Regions from separate parts of the Homo sapiens genome. Here all the other regions are linked to region 1. A link is an interaction called in ENCODE POLR2A ChIA-PET data of the cell type or tissue named here. Cell type or tissue: PC-3. All regions are shown on one strand. Links, peaks and the distances in the headings refer to the core of each region. The heading gives the core; the rest is flanking DNA.

Region 1 (8,506 bases), core at 1,309-6,308:
AAGACATGATCCAAATTTTTCATATGACATTATTCAAAAGATCTTCATAAAGTGATTCAACAAATATTTTATTCTTCAACTCATACTTATTTAAGGTTGGATATTTTAAGATAAACAACATTAGTCTTATTAATGACTTTATGTAATTTTAAAGTTGGATACAATATAAGCTTTGGGGAAAAAAACATGACTAGATGGTATTCACCCAAGAATTTTAAGGGACTTAAAGGATGAACCTGAAACTGCAGCACATGTATAATATTGCTATCAAACAGAGCACTTGAAGTAGGTGTAATTGCTTGAAAGCTGGTAAATTGCCTGCCTGAGTCTAGAAACTAAAGACCTCCACACTTAAAACTGATAAAGCACTCTTTTATGCTTACTGAGCTTGTGTAATGCATGAAGATTAGGATCAGTGAATACTTAGGCAAGTTAAATACTTCCCCTTATGGGGGAAGGTCAACAGAGTGGTACAAATGGACAAATTATATTTCACATATATATAAAGAGAAAATAGAGAACAAATTATATAGACTTTCAAAAAGCCATTGACAGGTTTTAAATTCTAGCTTTTAAAAATTGGCAGGCTTTTAAAAAATTACAGTGAATAACATAACATTAAATTTAAGACTTTATTTTCATGTATACAATTCAGTAAAGAATACTCACATTGTGCAACAGATCTCTAGTACTTTTGTATGTTGCAACACTGAAAACTACCCACTAGACACTGATTCTCCCTCTCCCCTCCCCCAGTCATTGGTAACCATTTTTTAACTTTGTTTCTATGATTTTGATTAGTTTAGATTCGTCATATGAGTAGAGTCCTACAGTATTTGCCCCTTTGTGATTGGTTTCAATTAGCATAATGCCCTCAGGGTTTATCCATGTTGTAGCATGTGACAGAATTTTCTTTTTTTTTTTTATTGTACTTTAAGTTCTGGGGTACATAGGCACAACGTGCAGGTAGTGTTACGTAGGTATACTCCTGCCATGGTGGTTTGCTGCACCCATCAACCCGTATCTACATTAGGTATTTCACCTAATGCTATCCCTCCCCTAGTCCCCCACCCCCTGATAGGCCCCAGTGTGTGATGTTCCTCTCCCTGGTCCAAGTGTTCTCATTGTTCACCTCCCACTTATGAGTGAAAACATGTGGTGTTTGGTTTTCTGTCCTTGTGATGGTTTGCGGAGAATGATGGTTTCCAGTTTCATCCATGTCCCTGCAAAGGACATTAACTCTTCCTTTTTTATGGCTGCATAGTATTCCATGGTGTATATGTGCCACAGTATCTAGTCTATCATTGATGGGCATTTGGGTTGGTTCCAAGTCTTTGCTATTGTGAACAGTGCCACAATAAACATGTGTGCATGTTTTTATAGTAGCATGATTTATAATCCTTTGGGTATATACCCAGTAATGGAATTGCTGGGTCAGATGGTATTTCTAGTTCTAGATCCTTGAGGAATCACCACACTGTCTTCCACAATTGTCTTTCACAGTCAGGTTGAACTAATTTACGCTTTTTTTTTTTTCTATTTTAAGGTTACATAATATTCCATTGTGTGTATATACCACATTTGCTTTATCCATTCATCTATAAATAGATACCTGAATTGCTTCTACCTCTTGGGAGAAATGGGCAGACTTTGTAAGAAGTGTTATCATGAATTCTCAGGAAATTGTTTTCTCTTTAGTAGGTGAAGGATAAGAGCCAAAAAAAAAAAAGGAATAAAAAGAACTAAATGAAAAACAAAAATAGAAGTATTCTTCAGATACAACTGTTAAATCCAATCTTATTCATTATTTAACATTTTAATACATTTATTGGGCTGGGCACAGTGGCTCTCGCCTGTAATCTCAGCACTTTGAGAGGTCGAGGTGGGCAGATCACCTGATGTCAAGAGTTTGAGACCAGCCTGGTTAATATGGCAAAACTCCGTCTCTATTAAAAATACATAAATTAGTCAGGTGTGGTGGCAAACACATGTAGTCCCAGCTACTCAGGAGGCTGAGGCAGGAGAATCGCTTGAACCTGAGAGGTGGAGGTTGTAGTGAGCCAAGATTGTGCCACTGCACTCCAACCTGGGCAACAGAGCAAGAGTTTGTCTCAAAAAAAAAAATTTAATACATTTATTGATGAGGAAGCACAAAGTATAATCTCAAGTTTGTAGACAGTAAAGTTTTTCTGAGCAGTGGAACACCAAACTAGTAGGGCAGATTGGAGGAAGGTCTCAAAAGGTAAGTGGACTGATTATAAATGAATGTGTTTTCTTTTTAATAACTATCAATCAGCTTATATTCCCAAAATTAGCATGTTCAAAATTGATCACCTGCCCCAGAGTGTAATTTTTTGCCATTTTATTATAGAAATTTTCAAACGTAACTTGAATTTCACAATGACACCAGTATATTTATCAGTAAATTTCTGCCATTAACATTTTTATTGTATTTGTCTTATCAAATACCTCTCCATCTATCCATCTGCCAGTCACATTTAATTTTATGGGAAAATGCTGAACTTTTTTTTCCATTTGTCAGTAATTTCTTCCTTTTCATTACTGAGTGGTATTACATTGAATGGCTCTAGTTATTTACCATTTAATGGGCATTTGAGTTATTTCCGATTCAGAGACTTTACAAACAAAGCTCTGAGAACATTTGAGTATGGTTTTTTGTGTGGACATGTTTTTTCTCTTGAGTAAGTACTTAAGTGTGGAATTTTTTACTTCTAGAATTTCAGTTTGGTTATTTATTATAGCTTTTATTTCTCTATTTGTTTACTTATTATGAACATATTTTCCTTTACACCACTGAGAATTGTTAAAATAGGAGCTTTAAAATTCTTGTCTGCTAATTCCAAACACTGGGTCACCTTGGAGTTGATCTCTGTTGATTGTCTTTTCTTTTAGAAATGGGTCACATGTTCCTCTTTCTTCAGATGTCAAGTAACTTAAAATTGTTTAGACCATCGAGTAAGTGTAGATGAGAACATTGTGAGTATTATGTTGTTGAGACTCTGCATTTTATGTACCTCTAAACGGTGGTGATGTTCTTGTTTTAGCAGGAAATTACTTGGTTGTACTCAAACAGCATACTCTGTCTATTGGGCAGGTGTTCAAATTTCAGTTCAATTTTTTTTGGTATTATTGGGGCTGCTCAGAGTCTGTCCTACACATATGTTGTTTAGAGGGTAGCCAGATACTTAAGCAGAAATTACCCAGAGAATTCAGTTTCCCCTCTCTGGCTATCTCTGAAATTTCCTCCTCATTTAGAGCAGCTGCAGTTCCCATAAATACCAAAGATTTTCTCATGCACCTTGATCCATCCAACCTGGCACAGAATGGGACTGGCCTCAGGCTAAGGGCTACTAAACAAAAACAAAAAATACCAGGAAACTCACCTAAATGCTGAAAATGATAGCAATAATGACAACTCCATAGTGGTTTACTAAGAGAAACTAAGGTATTTGTTAGGCATATCTCTGAGTTTTGAGACCAGCAATTAAGAAAACAAATTTTCCATTTTACTTAAAAAGTTTATTCTCTACAGAGAGTTCATGAATCTGGAGAAAATAAAATTACTCTCAGTCTTTCCGTTTTACTTTATGGATCTTTCTTATCCAAAATGGTCTTAATTTTTTTCACCACTTGGGGGCAGTATATGTCCCTTTTTTTTTTTTTTTTTTTTTTTAATTAAACCTGTTGGGGGCTATTTGGAAAATGTGATTATTTTTGAGCTAGAGACCCAAAGCTTTACATTTAGTTACCTTATTTTCATTTATATTCATTATTTCATATAAAATGCCTGCAATCAATCACATAGTATCTTTTTCTAGTAAAATTTAATATATTTAGAACTTGGAGAATGGAGTATCAAAACAAAAATTTGTGTTCCATAATATGTATTCAGAGATGTCTCAGTTATTGCACTAATTTCATAATTATGCCTACCAGAAATATTGAGAATTTTTAATTCTGTTAAAACCAAAAACATTCAGGGTTTTAAATTCTGTTAAAGCCACATGAAATCATTAAAGCCACACAATTACACAGTTAATTTGACTCTGCTTTTGTTTGTATGAGATTAAAACTGTTTAAGAAATTTAATAGAAGGTTTTTTTTTGGTTTTTTTTTTTTTTTTTTTGGAGATGGAGTTTTGCTCTTGCCCAGGCTGGAGTGCAATGGCATGATTTTGGCTCACTGCAACCTCTGCCTCCTGGGTTCAAGCAATTCTCCTGCCTCAGCCTCCCGAGTAGCCGGGAGTACAGGCATGCGCCACCATGCCTGGCTAATTTTTGTATTTTTAGTAGAGAGGGGTTTCACCATGTTGATCAGGCTGGTCTCGAACTCCTGACCTCAAGCGATCTGCCTGCCCTGGCCTCTCTAAGTGCTGGAATTACAGGCATGAGCCACTGCGCTTGGCCAGAATGTGATTCTTGACCTTTAAAAGGAAATTACTCTTTCTGAAGTGGCAGTTTTAGTGGATTTCTGGGATTTCCTTTTGTAATTTTTTCCAGATCTTTAGTTATTTGCAAATAACATCTAGATACTATTATAACACTGGAAAATAGGGCTCATCTTTTACTTCAAGTCCGGAGTTTATTTAAAAGTGTCAGTAATGTAGTCTAATTCTGGCTTATTTTGAGTTACATTATGTATATGATCTTGTGTATGGTACTTTATGTTTATAAAAGTGCTTATAGATAACTTTATTTCCTATTTATGAATTTTCTCTATTAGCAGGTCAAAATTTTGGTTGATCACATGCAACTCAGCTATATGTTGCTGTTTTGCTATTATAGAGTTAGTTCAGCATGCTTTTTCATATCAAAAGGATGTGATGTTAGAGATACAGTGTAAGGCATTAGTGAATCTGCACTTAATAAAACTATTAAATTTCATGAGGAAATGGTGAAATATTTTTCTCTTATGAGAACTTTGGTAACTAGGAAGCAAGAAGAATTTTGTCAAGAGTACTTCCTTGTTTAGAAACATAGTTACATTCTTTAAAAAATTCTGCAAGATTATCTTGAGGTTCATCTTAAGTATTCATATGTAAGTAATTCAGTTAATTTTATTTGTATGAAAATGAGTTATTTCATTGATGAAACATATTTGTTTATTAAAGTTTTTATATTTTAGGGAGTGTTAACTGTTTTCTGAGATTTCTTTTTATCTTATCCAAGTGATGAGCTTAAAGTTTCTTTGTAAGGTACATATTTATGATGATACCCATCAGTTATAATTATCCTAGAATGCTTAACAAATTAGTAAACAGTGATAGATTTGCCTCTTTATATTAAATTTAAAATGTATAAGCATTGCTTAAAATTTAGATTCATAGCCACCTGCATGGGTTCTATTTTGGTCTGAGGTGGAACTAAGAACCTCAATTTTTTTTTTTTTTTTTGAGACGGAGTCTCGTTCTGTTGCCCAGGCTGGAGTGCCTTGGCACAATATAGGCTTACTGCAAGCTCCGCCCCCCAGGTTCACACCATTCTCCTGCCTCAGCCTCCCGAGTAGCTGGGACTACAGGTGCACGCTGCCACTCCCGGCTAATTTTTTGTATATCTTTTTAGTAGAGACAGGGTTTCACTGTGTTAGCCAGGATGGTCTTGATCTCCTGACCTCGTGATCTGCCCACCTTGGCTTCCCAAAGTGCTGGGATTATAGGCGTGAGCCACCGCACCCAGCCAGAACCTCAATTTTTAATAAACAACCCAAGATTCTAATGTGGCGGGTTCATGGACACTGACCACAAATCATTTTTTAAGCTATTTTTGTTAACTTATTAATTGAGATTTAAAAATAACTTTGAATTTTTAATTACATTTCCTGATTTGAAATTTATATATTGGCTGGGCACCATGACTCACTGCTATAATACCAGCACTCTGGGAGCCCAATGTGGATGGATCACCTGAGGTCAGGAGTTCAAGACCTGAACATCGGGAAACCCCATCTCTACTAAAAATACAAAAATCAGCTGGGTGTGGTGGTAGGCACCTGTAATCCCAGCTACTTGGGAGGCTGAGGCAGGAGAATCACTTGAACCCAGGAGGTGGAGGTTGCAGTGAGCGGAGATCGCGCCGTTGCTCTCTAGCCTGGGTGACAGAACAAAACTCCGTCTCAAAAAAAAAAAAAAGAGAGAGAAATGTATATATTAATGCCATTTCTTGCCGCCAATATAAAGTTAATATGTTTTAATATATTTAACATATTCAAGAATATAATTGAAGTCATACACTATTACGTTACAACTTGGACTTACTAAAATCCCTCTCTTGCCTATACCTCTAAAACCTCTAAAAAATTGCTCCTTCACAAACCTGTTAAGTTTTTACAAATAATACAAATGGCTTACGATAAAAGTGCATGAGGGAAAAAAAATTCATGGGAAAGCTAAAATGAATGCAATTTTAAGTACGACATAATTGGGAAGAAGTTTCATTTAGCTGATTGTTTTATACATGCTGTATGAAGAGACATAATCTTTTAAAGAGTCATAAGACTTTTTTTTCCCTTTGCTACTGTGTGTATAATCTTTAGTAAATCTAGGAACTTGTAAATTTTAGGGGCAAGTTTTGAGGGGCTTATTGGGTTTTGAGATGAAATTTTGAACCCAGTGGCCAAAAGGATGTATCACTACATGATGGCACGGGAAAACTCAGGAGGGACCTTACCAAATACTTTGGTTTAAATCCAGAGATACCATGATAACTTCGTTCTCTTGATCTGCATAGTGTTTCTAAGCCAGATTCCACAGATATGTTTTGGAGTATCTAAGAGTTCTTTTTGATAATTTTTAACTTTATGATTTAATTTTTTTAATGACCTCAGAAATTAACAGATGCATATGATGGTTCATCTGAATGAATAATTTATAATAGAGTACTATCACTATGATGTCATTGCCCATGTTTGCATTTAATTTTGTCATGGCATTAGCACCACAGATCACAGTTTAAAAAAACAGTAGTCAACTGTCCAGGCACAGTGGCTCACGGCTGTAATCCCAGCACTTTGGGAGGCCAAGGCAGGAGGATTGCTTGAGCTCAGGAGTTCGAGACCACCCTGGCCAACCTGGTGAAACCCTGTCTCTACCAAAAATACAAAAACTCCAGCCTGGCCAACATGGTGAAACCCTATCTCTACCAAAAAATACAAAAATTAGCTGGGTGTGGTGGTGCAGGCCTGTAGTCCCAGCTACTCGGGAGGCTGAGATGAGAGAATTGCTTGAACCTGGGAGCCAGAGGTTGCAGTGAGCCAAGATTGTGTCCAGCCTGGAAGACAGAATGAGACCCTGTCTCAAAAAACTACAAAAAAAAAACCCCAAAACAAAAACTTAGCCAGGTGTCGTGGCACACATCTGTGGTCCCAGGTAGGAGGATTGCTTGAGCCCGGGGTAGGGGTAGGGGAGCAGAGTTTGCAGTGAGCCAAGATCGCACCACTGTATTCCAGCCTGTGTAAGAGTGAGACTCCGCCTCAAAAAAAAGAAAGAAAAAAGAAAAGAAAGAAATAGCCATCAACTTAATTTGTAAGATAGGTATTTCAGCCAAATAAAGGCCAGGTGCTATCATGCATCACTGTATGAATAAAAGTTTCACAGTTCAAATAGAGAAAAATGATGACAATATAGAGTTGTCACACTACTGAGCATAGTCATGCCAAACTCAAAGCTAAATGAACTCCTACTTATTTTACTATTTTAAGGTTAAATTATATAGTCAACATTAACTACTGAATAGAATAAGCATTGCTGTTTAGGCTTAGTTGAAAGGAGGAAGTAAAGGGATTCTAGGAGATGAAAATGTGAATGCATGTCATTTTTCCTTTCTTTTCCAGTTCAAAGTATCCCTCTCTCAGCTGTCTTCTGGCAGGCAGCTGGATCTGAGTGGAAGTCTTGAGCTTTGGGAAAGCTAGTGTTCCAGTTACGTATTGCTGCATAACAAATCACCCTAAAACTTGCTGTCTCACAATAATTTATTATTTGTCACAGCTCTGAAGGTTGATAGGTTCAGCTGAGTTTTTCTTACCTCACTGAGGCTGGGGTCATCTGAAGTCTTCTTTAGTCACCAGTTTGGAGCCAGGATGATATGACCAAAACATTACTCCCTTTTGCACTTGGCCTCTTCATGTGATTAGTTTAGGCATCCTTCAACATGGCAGTCTCACAGCATGGCAGCTGGCCACCTCCAAAGCAAATATTCAAGAAACTCAGGCGAAACTTAAAGACTTCTTAGGATGTAACTTCAAAATCCCAGAAAATTGCTTCTCCCACATGCTTTTGGTTAAGCAGATCATTAAGAGGAATGGACCCACTTCTTAATCAGAAAATAGCTTCCTGCATACAAGGGAAGAAATTGATAGAGACCGTCTTGGAGATAAGCTACAAAATTTGAGATTTCTCTCCCCTGACTTGAGTGAAAGCCTAGAAATAGTGTGAGAGAACCCTGAGCAAGAGCAGAACAGATTGTCGGCAGAGCTCGGCCTATAAAAATCT
Region 2 (8,506 bases), core at 1,129-6,128, 1.0 Mb after region 1:
TATATAATGAATTAAAATCAGTGCGCAGAAAGTTAACCTTGTCCTGGACCAACATCAAGTATGGAACTTCTGTGCATATCATGCAAATGGAATTCTCTAGACATCACAGGAATCAGTGAAAGCTCCAGGTTTTATGTTCTGAGTACTTACTGATTCTTTTTCCCTTCATTGGAGTTACAAAACCTAAACCAGCTCTCAAGAATTTCAGGGTATGGTTATAGAATAGAAACTACGAAATCCACAATATTACCAACTCCTGAGTGGTCAAAAGCTGATAACGTAGCTCCTGAGCTACTGTTCAACCCTCTGGTTTCTCCTCCTCCTTGCTTCTGCTGCCAGAGCTCTGGCCATTTCACTGCTCATTAGCACTCTCCCTGGAAGGTAGAGAGCATGCGGAAAGGAGATATTAGTTGCTTATAGCTCTCATAATAAGTTAAAAGAACAGGGCTTGCGTGACTAAAAGAAAGTATACGTATTTTTCTTACTTCAGTGAATCACTGTTTCCAAGTTCATTACTACTATAAGGTGGGATTTGAAGGCATAAAAATGGCAGAAGTGGTAGCATTTTAGAAATCTTGTTTATATGTGCTAACAGTGCTCTTGAACTCTATCCTGTTTTACTTTTCCAGATATGATTCTTCTCCAATCGTGAATTTGCCAAAGCAGGAAACGGCACAATGTTCTGACCCCTGTTGACCAAGACTATCAGATCTTTCAAATGAGAGGGTTACTTACTGTCAACATATGTTAACACATATTTTTAAAAATTACATTTCATTTCCATCTCCTTCTCCCTGTGAAGAGATTTAGCAACCACTGCCCAGAATTTCTATCAGCCCTCGCTTCACGCACAAACTAGGCATATCTTTTCAATGAAAAGTACCACATGAGCTACACACCCACACTGTTAAATTGTATGGCTGCCTAAGATTTCTAAAACCACCACTGCTTGCGGGGGAAGGCAAAATGCAGGTGAAATCATGGTCATAATGACATTTGGGTACATTTCATAATTTCATTTTTTTGGTCTCAAATCACTTTTTTTGGTTACTGTGTATCATACATTACACCGAACCACATGGAATTGCTGAGAATGTACCATTTTTACCCACGAAATGGCAACTTCGGATGATTGTGTCTAATATTTACAGTCTGGCTAGAAAAACTATACCTAGACGGTTTCAACATATTTCATCACGTTTCTAACTACACTTGGTTAGGAAAGAATTTACATCTAGTGAACCTCGTGTGCACCCGTGTATTTGATACACATCCTGACTTTAAATATAAATATACCAAAACGTGCTTTGCACAATGGAAGTGTTTGGTAAATACTAAATTTAAAAGAAGATAATTCAAATAATATAAAGTAATGGTCCTCAACCAAGGGCAAATTTGCCTCCCAAGAGACACCTGGCAACATCCAGAGACATTACTGATTGTCACAACTTGGGGCGGGGGATAGGGAGGGTGCTACTGGCATCTAGTGGGCAGACGCTAAGGATATTGTAGACATTCCACCATGCACAGGACAGTCAGCCTCTCACAGCAAAGACTGAACCAGTCCAAAATGGCAGAAGTACCCAGGTTGAGGAACTGATCTAGGGATTTAAGAGTCTGGACATAAAAACGTGTCACAGTTTATGACTTTCAGTTCCTATGCAACTATGCTCTCATTTCAACATGGCTAACAAGGAAATTGTCACATACCAGATTATCCATATTTTCTGGCCTTGTCTTAAAAAAAAAAAAATCACTGTCATGTGACTCTGTACCTCCTCAAATGTTAGGAATTAGGCAATAATATTCATTAAGAGCTTTTGAATATTTTCTTTGTACCACCAGCTATGAGACAAAAAGACTGTTTGTTTTCCATCTGATCTCTGGAGGAGATCCACTAGAAGAGGGATGTTGGAGAAACTGTAGGGCAAAGCAACCAGTTCCATCACTATCTGGTAACAGACAGCTTAACTACCCAGTCACTCGAAGGGCACTTGAAGGAACCATTATCATTTAAGATTTATTTTCGCTGTAGGCAACAGAAATTGGCTCAGGCTAACTTATATTAAAAGGGATGTACTGGAAAGATAATGGGCAGCTCACAGAATGGAAGGTCAAGATGAACAACCAACACTAAAGGAACGTAGGATCCAGGAATGACTTTGTGTAATAATATGAATTCAGCTAGGAACTCATAGATAGCTTCTTTTGGGGCAATCCTGTTCTAGAATGATTCATTTAACAGCCATTCACAACTATTCAAAGCCAGCCAAGAAAATGAATATCAGATCTATCTAAGCTTCCAAATCACATATTGTATGGTGTTGCATACACCTGTAAATGTCAAAAATTTAACATTTAAAGTTGTTGAAACATCATGCACTACGATGCCTTTGCCAAGATACCAAATTTGCAAACAGCCAAGAAAAAAGAAAATATTCTGATAGTACCATTTTGTCCAAGACAACTAGAGCTCTTATAGTAAGTAATACAACTCAAGGAAGATAGAGGCAGTTAACCATGAGCAATCTGGCTCTGAAAGTTAAAGTCTAATTGTATGAAAGATTCCAAAACCTTGTGTGAGAGTTGTTACATGATCATCTAATTATGTTATGTTTGTATCTTAATGAAAGTTTAAAATATGTTAAATATGATATCTTTTTGATGTACTTTTCAGGAGCATAATTGAGGATTTCTTTCCAATATTTTCAATAAATATTATGAAATACATCTGCTACCATCATGCTGGGAAAATCTTTTTACCCATACCTTCAGCCAAGCTGAGGAAGTAATTAGAAAGGCTTTTCAAAATCTGCATTGCTGATTAGGTCAGATGATTAGCTTATCTGCATACTTGCATAATTCCACTCTATTTTTATTAAATGTAGAATAGGGACATCAACCCTAGTTAACCTCCATCAGTCTTTGAGCATCTCAGCCCATTTAGGAAGGACTGATTCTCTGGCATGCCCATTTAAAGACCAAAGAAAGTTATCTGGACACCAGAAACAAAAAAATATCAGCCTCTGTAAGTAAGAGAACAGGAGATGATCTATAAACACCTGAAAAAAATTTACACTTAAGATTTTATTGCTCTTTAATGAAAAAGGGATCAGACAGTTTTGGGTAACCCAGCTCACTGCTGGTAGAGGTGTCATTCCTCGGAGTTGGAGGTGTTCTGGAATCCTACGTGAGTTTCATTCCATGTGTCAAAATCCTGGGGAGAAAATTTCAGAACCCAACACCTGAAGTTGAACTGATATACTCTGATTTTCAAATACTCTCCTATGGTAGATTGTTACTATAACGATCCCTCCAATAAATCATGTCTGTCTGTATCCATGCCCTGATGTGGCCACTTCTCAACAATGACTCTGGGCTTGGCTCTAAGACTTGAAGTGACCAATGGGACATTAGCAAATGTGACACAAGTAGAGGCTTGAAAAGCACTTGCACCTTGGGTTTCCCCTTTTCCCTTGCTCTTTTTAGAACCTAGTCAACTTGTGAAGAAGCCCGGGAGAGCCTATAGGAGACATGCTGCTCAGCAGGCGGCCAATCCCACTGTGAGCCATGTCAGTGAGCCATTTTAGACTCACCAGCTACATTACAGTCACCAGATGACTACACCATGAGTGACCCCAGGTGAGACCTGCTTGAAAACCTCTTGGCTAAACCCATGCCACATTTCTGACTCACAGAATTTGAGCAAATAAAATACCTGCTGTTTTAGGCTGGGTGCAGTGGCTCACACCACTGTAATCCCAGCACCTTAGGAGGCTGAGGCAGGAGGACTGCTTGAGCCCAGGAGTTTGAGACCAGCCCAGACAACGTAGTGAGACCCAACCTCTACAAGAAATTTAAAACATCAGCAGAGTGTGGTGGCATATGCCTGTAGTCCCAGCTAGTTGGGAGGCTGAGGTGGGAGGATCACTTGAGCCCAGGAGGTTGAGGCTGCAGTGAGCTACGATCACACCACTGCACTCCAGGCCTGAGCAACAGAGTGAGATCCTGTTTCAAAAAAAAAAGAAAAGAAAAAAAAGAAAAACAAAAAAAAAAAAGAAAGAAAAAGACAAGACTTGCTATTTTATTCCACTAAATTTTAGGGTTAGTTGTAGGGCAGCAATAAAAAGTTAGTGCACCAGGTTATTCTCCCAGCTCCTTCTAGAGATTTCCTAGCAATGATGGAGATGAACTACAACTACAATTACAGTCAGCCTACAACAATATTAAATTGAATTAAGTTTGGCCTAAAGCTGCCTCTATACATGTTTTAAGTTTGGCCTAAAGTTTCTTCTGTACATAGTGAACTGTAACCTAACTTGACGTGGAAACAGACCGTAACCTCCTCTTGCAACAAGTAGCTGAGTTTCGGTCAATCAAAGATGGCCAACTGTTGAAACCAGATTCAATTAAGGCATATGCTGCATTTTAACCAACGGAGCTGTCTCTGTACCTCACTTCCATTTTCTGCATGTCACCTCCTTTTCTTTGGCTATAAATATAATCTGCATATGCCGTAGGGTGAAGCATTCTGAACATTTTTGGTCTAGACTGTTGTCTGATTCTGGAATCAAATTAAAGCCAATTAAGATGTGCAAAATTAGATTTGTTTACTTTTAACAACATTCTTCTTTATTCTCCTCCCAAGAACCAACCTTGTTTTAGTGACATAAAAGCTACCTACTGCATTCTGCATCATTTACTTTTCAATTCAAAATATTCAAATGTATTTACAGGTGTTTTGGCTTTTGCAGTATCTTCTTTGATCCTTCAGTATTGTGCAGCTAAGGTTCTTCTTGGGCCCTAAGGGGCCATTTAGTTATGATGAACAACACTTATTTATTTTTATTTATTTATTTTCAGATGGAGTCTTACTCTGTCACCTAGGCTGGAGCGCAATGGCGCGATCTCGGCTCACTGCAACCTCCGCCTCCCAGATTTAAGTAATTCTCCTGCCTTGGCCTCCCAAGTAGCTGGGATTACAGGCGACAGCCACTGCGCCGGCCGAACACTTTTTCAGCTCTTCTCCTCAGCTGAGACTTGATAGGATGCTCATATGGGTGGGTTCTCACTGGTGTATGGTCACCCAAAGGTATATTTCATGTTTTTTCTCTTCAGCTCACATGAGACATTTAAACTTTGCTTGTTTCCTCCCCTCATGTAATAGTAGACTGACACAGATGCAGGGGACACTAATTCATTCTCACCTCCCCTCACCCCAGCCTGCCTGCTGTCTAAAGACCAAACACTCTTCTAACTTCTGTTGAAGTAAACTTGCCTATGCACCCACTCTTAAGGAAAAGGACATTCTTCTATTTCTATAGGTTGCAATATTAAATGTGTACGACACAACAATCTAAGAACATATATGAAAACTTACAGACTAACATTTCCTAACAGGAATGAATCCCAGAAGCAGATACTGAATCCCTTCACCTCCACGCGCCAGGGCTGGAGAGGAGAGGGCCATACACAGATGGAAGGTGTGAAGTGGCTGCCCAGGCAGGCGCCACAGGGCTGATGGACCTCTTTTCTCCCTCTTTTAGCTACGGACAGGCTCCCTGCTATCTGCAGGTGCCCTAATTGTTCGCCCTGCCAAGGCTGAAACATGTCCCAGTTAGAGAAACCCCGGCTTCCAGGAGAGCTGCTGGTTTATTCTAGAAAGGAGGGCAGAGGGGGAGTGCAGGAACAAAGGGAAAAATGAATGTTTGGGGAGGAATGTTTGGGAAAATTCATAGTATCAGTAGGTAGAAGAATCCTCCTCCAACACATTCTATGCAGAAATTGTTCCAGAAAAGGAGGGTCAGGAAGCTTCTTTAGGATAAAAACATGGCTCTGGCTTCAGGGAACATGGGATGACTTCTGGCCCTGTCATTTGCAACATCTGACCTTGGGCAATGATTTTGCACCGGGAATCTTCAGTTTCTTCTCCTGCTACTGCTGCTCTAAGGAGTAAAGAAGATAATACATGCAAAGCACTTAGTCCTGGCCTGGCTCTTAGTAGTCAATCATCATTCCATTTTACCCTGACAGTAAATTTACTGCTTCTTCACTCATTCCCTTCTATAACACTCCTTCTAAATCTCTCACCATCTCCTGGACTATTCAAATTAGGCAGTTTTCTTTTCACGTGTACCTAAACTGAAAATACCATTACAGAGGCAGAACACATATTGGATAATATATAAAACTACTACTTATTTACATCATTTATGTATTTAGTCAACAGATATTTATTGAACACCTACGAGGTAGCAAGCAGTCTTCTGGCTGGAGAAAGAAGAGTGAAAAAGAGTGAACAGATTAAAATTCCTGCTCTCATGCTGCAGAGATACAGATCATTAACAAAAAAGAAAAATATATACTACGTCAGATAGTAAGTGCCATATAGAAAAATGAAGCAGGGAAAGCAGATGGGGTTGCATAGTGGCAGTGGACAATTTTTGAGATGGTGGCCAGGAAAGGCCACATGGAGAAGAAGATACTTCAGCAAGGACTTGAAGGAATTGAGTAAGAGAAGCTTGCAGGTGAGGGTTTTTGGGTTTTGTTTGTAGGGTGAGGGGCATTCCAGGCAGAGAAGATAACAGGTGCACAGGTGATAAAGTAGGAATGTGTTTCATGTGCCTGAGGACCTGCAAGGAAGCTGTGGCTGGAACCAATACAGGGAACTGGATGAGGACAGAGAGAGGAGGCAGAGGAGGGCATGCAGAGTACAGAGGGCCTTGGAGGGTGACATAGGCTTTTGAATTTTGCTCTGGGTGAGAAGGGAAGCCATTGGAGGGTACTGAGCAGAAGGATGACATGATACAAAATTTTATCATTTGATAAGGATCCCTCTGGCTATCTCTGCCTGGAGCATAGTGGGGGATTCAGCTGGAGCCACACACACAGGAATCATCTATGACATTAACATTCCCTAAAAACAACACTAGCTTTTTTTCTCCTTGGTCACCTCCTGCTGGCTGCACACAGAATCAGTTAAAACTCAGGACTTGGTTACATCAAGGTCTATGTGGCACGTCCTTCCTAATATATTTGTACAAGTGATATTCTGACTTCATTTGGTTTCAGAATATCAGTTGTTCAAACAGACTATTTTCCTAGCACATCAAGACAGATAGTGAGAGAAACATTCATGAGTAAATAAAGCTTGACTCAAAGGACGGTGAACTCCAAGATTAGAAATAGCTCTCCAGGGTCCTGTTTTGTTTACTAATGTTTCGACAATGCCTTGTTTCTTGTTTCCTTTACTTTTGCTAATGCTAATGCCTCTACAGAGCAGCAACTGTGATGGCCATAACCCCAGATGACTATTTAAAAGTTCAATCAGTTATGTAAATCTTGGGATGTTGGTACTGTGTAGATATAATATGCAATTTACTCATTTTTCCCCCAATTTTTGTCTGTTCACTTGACAGTGTAATGGCTTCTGCTACCATTATATTAAAAAATAACCTCATAATGTTCTTATAATTCCCTAGTGCAAGGTCCACTTCTCAGTTGTAATGCTGTTGGACCTCTCTACAGTTTTCAAGACTGTTGGTTATTCCTTTTCACTTTCATTTCTGGCTTCTTCTTAAAACTTTCTTCTCCCTTGGCCTCGGGGATAGGCAAATTAAGCCCTGTGGGCCCTGCCACCTGTCTCTGTAATTAAAGTTTTATTCAGCCATGGTCATTTACTTCATATCTGGCATCTTTAGTGCTACAAAACAGGATTGAGTCGTTGTCACAGAAACTGTAGGTCTGGTTATAAAATACTATCTGGCTTTAGAAAAAGTATTTGCTGACTGAAATACATTATTCTCTTGGGCCTTTGTCTCTCTCTGGTTATCTATCCTTCTAACTTCTTCATCTCCTTTCTGTATACCCCTAAGTGTTAGTTGCTGCCCTAGGTTTCGCTACCTATTCTTTTCTGTCTGCCTCTTTATTGGTGAGCTTCTCAGCAATTCCAAAGAATTCCATAATTTCCCCAATTTCAATTGCTATCTCAGAAGGGATGAATACCAAATCAACATTCTCAGCTCTGACCTCTCCCCTAAACACCAGTCTCATTTCCAGCATCCTACTGACTAGTATTCCTCAAAAATCATTTCAAACACAAGTCCTATTCTTTCTCCTGGTTTCTGAGTTTCAGCTGAGAGATCCTTTTCCCAGTGACCCACGTTCCAAACTTTGATTCATTTCATTTGTGCCCCTCATTAAATCGGATGCTAAGTGCTCTTGCTTTTACCCAATGATTATTTTCTTTTCCCACTGCTTTTCATCGACTTCCTTGAAGTCCTATTGTACAAATTGTCCCATGGAGCATTTCTCTGGTAACTGAATGTATGCAGGGCTTTCCTTAAGACATTCCTTACTTAGAAATCCTTGACTTTTTCCCACTGTCTACCGAATATGGTTCAGCAGCCCTCCGCATCCTACAACTCATTTTCCACTGGGAGCAATGATGAGTCTTATCCCCGAAGCCCCTGAATCCAGCTTTATCTAGCCATTTCCTTCCATTTCA
Region 3 (8,506 bases), core at 2,199-7,198, 490 kb after region 1:
TTCTTGAATAGCATTATACTGTCTTCCTAGCAAGGAGTGGTTTGATCTAGCTTTCCAACAGTGTGATGATGGAGGTATGAGCTAGTCAGACAGTGTACCCAATTTGGGGGTTTTATTCACAGCTTTCATTTTAGTTCACCATATAGATTGTGGAGTTAGATTCTTCTAATGGAGATTGTTTAATTTTCTCCATCTAGAAATATTTTCACTGAGGCACATTTAACAATTTTCTTGTATATATCTCAGGTGTGTTAGTGTTTTTCCTCCGCAAATGGATGATAAATTTCACATAGCTGGAGGACCCTCAATAATATTCTTTGGAATTTCCCTTAGTGCTTGGTCCCTTTGTAGCTGCTCCATAAATACTATAGTAGTCCATTTATTGGTTGATTATCTGTTAGTGCAATCTGTAATCCATTAGAAAATTAGAAAGAAGGGTGAGGCTGTCCATACTCAACTCAGCTAATGAGGAAGAATTTCTAAAGCAAAATATCCATGTATTTCTCTAGCCCTCTTACACACTGCTTCCCTCCTGATTAGGTAAGAACTATAAAAAAAAAAAAAGAAAGAAATGAGGACAACAGAGTTCAGTTCAGACTAATGTTTTGAATGATTGAGAAAGATCTCAGATCTTGTGTTGGATCTACTGATTGTAGCTTCATCGCATTCTCATTAAACCAGCAGAGACATAGCTTCTGGATGATTTACAGTAATACTTTCCTCTATTAAAAGAGATAAACAAGAATTGGCTGCATTTATATTTCACTGTATTTTGTTGAATTCTCTTTTAATAGAAGAATGCAATCAGACATATTTATTGATGTTAGTTTGTGAGAGGGCATCGGCATTCATCTAATTGATCTCCAAGACTCAGAAGAGTTCACATGGTTTTTATAAGGCCAAACAACTGGCCAGGACCATAAGCAGGACTAGATACTTTGTCTTCAGTCATCCCTTGGTATGCACAGGGGACTGGCTCCAGGATCCCCTGCAGATATCAAAATCCACAGATGCTCAAGTCCCTGATATAAAATGGCATAGTATTTGTATATAACCTAATACATCTTTCTGTATATTTTATTTTTGAGATAAGGTCTAGCTCTGTTGTTCAGGCTGGAGTACAGTGATGCAATCATAGCTCACTGTAGTCATGAATTCCTGGGCTCAGGCAATCCTCCTGCCTCAGCCTCTCTAGTGTCTAGGACCATAGGTTCCTGCCACCATACCTGGCATATATGTGTGTGTGTGTGTGTGTGTGTGTGTGTGTGTGTGTGTGTGTGTATGTATATATACATTGCAGAGACAGGGTTTCGCTTTGTTGCCCAAGCTAGTTTTGAACCCCTGGCTTCAAGAGGTGTTCTGACTTCAGCCTTTCAAAATACTGGGATAACAGGTGTGAACCATTGTGCTCAGCCTATCTCCTATATACTTTAAATAATCTCCAGGTTACTTAACATACCTAATACAAATGCCTACATATCATTTCATTCATGTGGATTCAGTGTAGTACTTAGTGCATGGCAAATTCAAGTTTTGCTTTCTGGAACTTTGTGGAATAATCCCCCTTCTACCAAATACTTTCAGTCCATGGTTGTCTGAATCCATGGATGGGGAAACCATGGATAGAAGGGCTGACCGTAGTTCCCCTCCCACCTTACTTCAACACTTCTCTTTGATAAATAAAGACCAGCTTACATTTTTTTGCTGTGATTAATTTTTCCCTTTTTACTCTGATCCATGTTGCTTACTTATAAAATTATGTGATGGTAATGAAGATATTTCCCATTTCCACCTGTAACTCTTATGGAATTTAATATTGAAAGTTAGATAAAAATGTGAGGCACTTTAGGCTACTTAGCAGAAATGTGCATATTCTTGAGATCAAAAAAAGAAAGAAAGAAAAAGGACAATCATGGAGAAAAGTCAAAGAGTAAATATCTACCATTTTTTCCCAATCACATCATGTTTATAAATTTAAATGTGTCTAACAATGAACACACGATTTTAAGGAGATATATAAGAAATAGCTCTGATGAAGCCAAATAACACAGGCTTGTTATTGTTCCCGTCACCACAGTTTGAAAGGTGTGGCAGGAGAAAGCGAACAGAGAATCTCAAATGAAACACAATATTGATATTTGGCATGCTCAGATGATTTTCCACCCAAAGATATGAAATCACTTTACCCACAGTCATTACGCCTCCCCACCAGCCCTTGGTACCGCCGGGAGGTCAGTGGAGGTTGACTTTGGCATCTCCAGACTCCCCATGCTGTACCCCTTTGCCTTTGTGATGCCGCTCTCATGATTCCTCAAAGTCGGTTTAATGACCACCTGCCATAAAGCACTTGCCATTGACTTAAGAAAGCAGATTCCCAGGCTCCATGCTGATCTATTGAATCAGACTATCTGTGAGTAGAATGTAGCAATCTGCATTTTAAACAGATTTATGACCTGTACATTGAGCTTTGAAAACTACTGAGCTGGCTGGGCATGGTGGCTCATGCCTGTAATCCTAGCACTTTGGGAGGCTGAGGTGGGGTGGGGTTGCTTGAGTCCAGGAGATCAAGGCTGCAGTGAGCCATGATTGCACCACTGTACTGGCGACAGTACAGTGTCTGCCTGGGCAACAGAGCAAGACACTGTCTCAAAAACAAAACAAAACAGAAAACTCCTGACTTATAAAATATAAAGCTCCTTACTTATAAAATTATGTGATGGTAATGAAAATATTTCCCATTTCCACCTGTAACTCTTATGGAATTTAATGTTGAAAGTTAGATAAAAAATATGAGGTGCTTTGGGCTACTTAGCAGATAATAACAACCACTCCAGCCTCCCAGAGTTTTGTGTTTTTCTATCTGACAAATCCACTCTTTTGGAGTGTACAGAGCAGATGTGATTTAATGTAAGTGCTCACCAATGATATAACAAAAGCTTCTCTTTGTTTTTTCTATTAATTTAAAATTTTTTTTTTTATGCAGGGTCTCACTCCGTCACCCAGGCTGGAGTGTAGTGGTGCTATCATGGCTCACTGCAGCCTCCACGTCTGGGGCTCAAGCGATAGTCCCACCTCAGCCTCCTGAGTAGCTAGGACTACAGGCACGTGCCACCATGCCTGGCTAATTTCTTAAATATTTTGTAGAGACTAGGTCTCACTATGTTTCCCAGACTATTTTTGAACTTCTGAGCTCACGTGATTCTCCTGCCTTGGCCTCCCAAAGTGCTGTGATTATAGGCGTGCCTACCATACATATATATTTTATGATTAAAAAAAATTTTTTTTTGTAGAGATCTTTTGTAGGGGTCTTGCTATGTTGCCCAGGCTGGTCTCAAACTCCTGGTCTCAAGTGATCCTCCTACATTGGCCTCCCAAAGTGCTGGGATTACAGGTGTAAGCCACCATGCCTGGCCCAGAATATACTCTCTTTACTGGTGCTGTGATACCTGGTAAGCTCAAAGCAAACTCTGTTAATTGAGGACATCCCAAGTCTCATTTTTAAATATTTGAGCTCAAATATTTGAGCTTAATTTTGTTTATGTTTATTGTCTTTTGCCCTCCATTCAAATTAGCTTTCTTTTCAAATAATTTTATGGCAAAATTCTCTAATATGTCCATCTCAGTTTATAATTCTCTTGATTGTTGTACAAATTTTATGCCATAAAAGCATAGGCCTTTTCAATTTCTTTTTACCTTGTATAAAATATAAGTTTATTCAATAAAAAAGAAGCTCTATGAAAATATGCTCCAGAAAGGTAAGGCAGTCTAGAACACAATTACAAAATTTCACAATCAGATCTTGTATAAAAAATGGGGTAATCACTGAATATATTCATTTTCTCCTTGCTTTTGTAGGTATCAATTTCAATGCCTTCATATTCATAAGCTTTATTTCAATTTTGAAATTTGTGAAAAGCCTAAAAATTTGAAGATTTTTTGGTTCTTCACTGATTGACTGTTTTGTTTAAAGACTTTCTGCTGATTTCAAACAAAATACAACCAAAATTTAAAGGGTTCATTTACAATAAGCACAATACCATTGTAGAACACTTTGATTTACAAAGTAATATTTCAAGAAGATACTTCTAAACTCGTTTATGTCAGGCAGTAAAGAAATAATTTACTTCTATGCTGAAATACTTTTGATATTTAATTATTTAGTAGTCCAGTTACTTTCAGTAAATATGAAAATGTTTCCATTATGATCAGTATACTATTACACACTTTTGTATGCAATTTTGCTGCTCAAAAGAGTGACAGTAGTCTCTTTCTCTCTATTTTTTTTTTTTTTTTTTTGACGGAGTCTGGCTCTGTCAGGCTCTGTCACCCAGGCTGGAGGGCGGTGGCGTGATCTCGGCTCACTGGAGCCTCTGCTTCCCAGGTTCAAGTGATTCTCTTGCCTCAGTCTCCTGAGTAGCTGGGATTACAGGCGTGCACCACCATGCCCGGCTAATTTTTGTATTTTTAGTAGAGACAGGGTTTCACTATGTTGGCCAGGCTGGTCTTGAACTCCTGACCTCAAGTGATCCACTCGCCTCAGCCTCCCAAAGTGTTGGGATTACAGGCATGAGCCACCACGCCCAGCCATAGAACACACTTTTTAATCATGACACTATGCTCCACCAAAATTTGTTTCTGTATTATAATCACGAAAACAAATGATTTGATTTTTAATTTGAACTTTAACCGAATTTGCAATAATACTCACAATGATGTCAAGTATTTCATCCTTTACAGAATGACCCTCTAACAATGTCACTATATTCCATAGAATGAACTAAATAACTAAACCATTAATGGAATTAACTTTTTTTTTTTTTTTTGAGACAGAGTTTCCTTCTGTCACCCAGGCTAGAGTACATTGGCATGATCTCAGCTTACCGCAACCTCCACCTCCCTGGTTCAAGTGAATTTTGTGCCTCAGCTTCCTGAGTAGCTGGGGTTACAGGCATGCACCACCATGCCCAGCTAATTTTTTTTTAAATATTTTTAGTAGGGAAGTGGTTTCGCCATGTTGGTCAGGCTAGTCTAGAAATACCAGCTTCAAGCAATCCACCTGCCTTGGTCTCCCAAAGTGCTGGGATTATAGGCGTGAGCCACCACGCTCAGCCCTAACTTATTTGACTTTTTAATTTGGAGTATCTAATAGTACTGATATAAAACGAGCACCATTTTAATGTTTGCAAAACTCTTTTGCTAATGAAATCAACACATTATTAGTATCACTTCACTTTTCACAAATGTAAAAGAAAACTTGGAATGAAAATGGGCAAAATGTATTTATAAGAACATTTGATCAAAATGAAAAGTCGTGCCTCATAGAATGATATGCAAATGCATCTTCTGTAGCTACAGAGGTAAAATTGTTTTTGGGCATAGTCTTTTAAAACTCAGTATTTAACTCTTGCAATGGATGCTGATTTTTTTTTACTTATGTGTCTTCTGTTTTGGGCCCCCATGATAGACGTTAATGACAACAAACCTTTTGTGAAATTTGCATTCTGTGTTAATGTCAACAAACATTCTTCACTAAGTGTTTTCTGAGAAATGAAAATTCAGAACTTAATTTTTCATTGAACATGGCATTTTCATTATTTAGTTCATTGTTACCAAAAGAGTTTATTGAAAATTAGAAAGGGCTGTATCAAACAATAAAATAAATAAATAGATCTATGCTATTTAGATGCTTTAAGATAGGACTACTCTGTTTCCATTCCTTTATGTATTTCAACTATATCTAGTCTATGATTTCTCACATTCCTCGATGACACCGCCATTTGGAGACCTGTCAACTTTGTGATTCTCTTAGTTCATGGCGTAGGCCACAGATGAACTGGCTGGTGCAGCAAAGCCTAGCAGGGCAGCAGCTGCACTTGGAAGGAGAAGGAGTTAGTTGTCCTCAGCTACTCATGTGTGAGCGTCTTTGTTCTACCAGCCAGCAAATGGTATATCGTTCCTGAAGGCAAGGTTGTACTTCCATTCCTTGACAAAAGAGTCAAGGAAAAAGAGATGAGTTACAGCTGCTTTCAGGTTTTACAAAATGTTAAAATGAGAATTCTGTTCACTGAGCATCTGGCTCACACACTATAAGCTGGGCCTATGACAGTTGCTTAAAGTACAAAATGAGAGGTTGATCACAGCCATTCCCACTTATTTCAATGTATCTATTACTATAGTAATATTACCTCATTCTAAAGAGTGAAAAAACCTGGGACAAATGCTAAACCAGACACTATACCAGGACAACAGGTATAAAACAGGAGTGTTCTGGGGAAACTGGTACCTCTGGTCACCTTAGTTCTTTTCTTAGTTCTTAGAAAAGAAGCAGAGCTATGGAACTGTAACTCAAGGAAGATATAGGGTCAAGGGAATGTGTTTATTTGCTTGTTTCTAAGATGAAAGAGCTAGGAAATACCCTGAATGTTACAGGATTTGGGATAAAATCCATTTAATGGAGACTAGAACCTTCAAGAAGAACTTTTCTGGCAGATATCATCCTTGAAATAGTTTTGAAGAATACAATAGTAGCTACCTGAGGAAAGTCTGAGGATGGATCATTGCAGTGAAGGGACCAGCTAATAAAGACATGTTAAATGCAGTGAAACCCTAAGAATAGAAGCTCACTTCTTGGGAGAATGTATGTAGAGGAGCAGAGAAATGGATCAATGAAAGACTCCTGAGAAACGTAACGGTAGAGAAGAAAACAAAGAATCGGCTAGGCAAATTGAGAGAGGCCAAAGTCAGAAAAGCATGGCATCACTGAAGCCAAAGAGGAATTTTGAATGGGAGAGAATGGCCCACAGAGTCAAGTGCAGTAGAAGGGCAGGAATGTGTGGCATTACCTGCAAGGAGTAGGAGACGGCCTATGATAACACATGCTAACAGAAGTGCAGACCATGAAGTTTGGCTGCAAAAGATAAGGAGAAAATAAGGCATTATCCATTAGCAGAGGGCACATGATCCTGGGACAGTGCCATTGCTGTTGCTTCAGGATGAGAGGCTTCAGTCTGCTTTTATACTGAGAGAAAGGATTAAGTAGAAACAGACAGGTTCATGAAATAACAGAGGAGATATTGTTAGAGAAAAGCTTCAAAGGAGACCAAAAGGGAGGACAAGGGCCAGTGAGGAGGGCTGTTTTTGAACTTGATGATAAAATTACAATTTGCAATTATAAGTTTATTTAAATGTTTACTTATTTATCGTTTTTGTCACCAATTACAGAGTAAGCTCAGGAGAACTGGTTCTATTTCTGTTTTATTTAAATCCTTGTGTATCTAGTGCCTAGTGTACTTGTTAAGTGCTCAGTTGATTTTTGCAAATGAATCCGGTGAATTAAAAAAATCTTTCATTTTCTGAGGCTAAAGGAGATTTCAAAATACTGGATCAGACATTCCAACAAAAATTATAATAAATATAAGCATACCATATAAGTAGTAAATCATACTACAATCTTTAGTGATTATTTTTATTCACAGAATGGTATTACACAGACTGCAATTCAACCTTAGGAGGCTGAAATTATGCCCTCAGAATATATATACACATTATTCTTTCAATTATTTCAATAATTGCATGCTAAAGGAGTGGTACTGTTTTTACTGAAGAGAAAAATCAGCAGTTTGCCTAAGACAGTCTCAAACCCAGTAGGTGGTAAGGTAGGATTTGAACCCCATTTGGTTGGCTTTCAAAGTCTAGATTTACATTCTCCCAAAGATGCTCTGTAGATTCATAGTTTTCAGTTATTTCTGGACATTTTGATGTTTCTTTGTACTGTAAAGTATTTTTCAGATGACTGACAATTGGCTGAAATGCACACTAGAATGTAAACTCCGTAAGGGCAGGGATTTGTGTGTGTGTCAGTTTTATGCTCTGCAATGTGCAGTCATTTGTAGGTATCCAAGGGGAATTGGTTCTAAGACACTGTTGGATACCAAAATCTGTGAAGGCTCAAGTCCCTGATATAAAATGGTGTCGTATTTGTATATAACCTGTGCACATCCTCCCATATGCTTTAAATCACCTCTAGATTACTTATAACACCAAATACAATGTAAATGCTACATAAATAGTGGTTATATTGTATTGTTTAGGGAATAATGACAAGAAAAAAAGTCTAAGTATGTTCAGTATATGTTCAGTACAGACACAACCATCCAATTAAAATAAATATTTTTGGTCTGTGGTTGGTTGAATCCACAAATGCAGAACCCACAGATACAGAGGGCTGGCTGTATTCCTAGCATCTGGAGTGATATCTGTGCCATGGTAACTGCTTAACAAATATTTGTCGAGTTGGAGTAAGAATGAATAAAATACTTTTGAAGGAGCTCCCTTCTTCTAGGTTAAGTTTTGAAGTCTGCTAAAATATATGCTTCTAGGGGTGGTACTAGTTTCCACTCTTGCTGTTCGTTGAATAAATAATGTCAGGGTAGGGAGGAGAAAAAAAATTGAGGAGAGGGCCTAAGGACACTGAGGTGTGAATGAGCATGGTTTGGTGGATACAGTG

What was found. Peaks named below come from ENCODE experiments on the same cell type or tissue, not always from the same donor. Only the 100,000 strongest peaks of a DNase experiment are listed, where the experiment ranks them.
Region 2: POLR2A ChIA-PET joins it to region 1 with 10 read pairs; 2 of 35 experiments call an interaction of 5 or more read pairs at or near these places.
Region 3: POLR2A ChIA-PET joins it to region 1 with 17 read pairs; 2 of 35 experiments call an interaction of 5 or more read pairs at or near these places.

What each region holds. Positions count from the first base shown.
Region 1 is chr13:72,805,462-72,813,967 of GRCh38, forward strand. All of the region lies in intron 5 of PIBF1 (progesterone immunomodulatory binding factor 1), which reads left to right. Among named protein-coding and RNA genes, the nearest start is that of PIBF1, 28 kb to the left of the region's middle. In PC-3, for the core only: a CTCF peak has its summit at 3,651 (motif pointing right); no DNase peak of the experiment used is centred there; H3K27ac peaks cover 366 bases.
Region 2 is chr13:73,813,304-73,821,809 of GRCh38, forward strand. The region is part of intron 4 of KLF12 (KLF transcription factor 12); the gene reads right to left. Among named protein-coding and RNA genes, the nearest start is that of LINC00393, 160 kb to the left of the region's middle. In PC-3, for the core only: no CTCF peak of the experiment used is centred there; a DNase peak (open chromatin) is centred at 3,628; H3K27ac peaks cover 1,031 bases.
Region 3 is chr13:73,291,764-73,300,269 of GRCh38, forward strand. No RefSeq gene overlaps it. Among named protein-coding and RNA genes, the nearest start is that of KLF5, 240 kb to the left of the region's middle. In PC-3, for the core only: no CTCF peak of the experiment used is centred there; no DNase peak of the experiment used is centred there.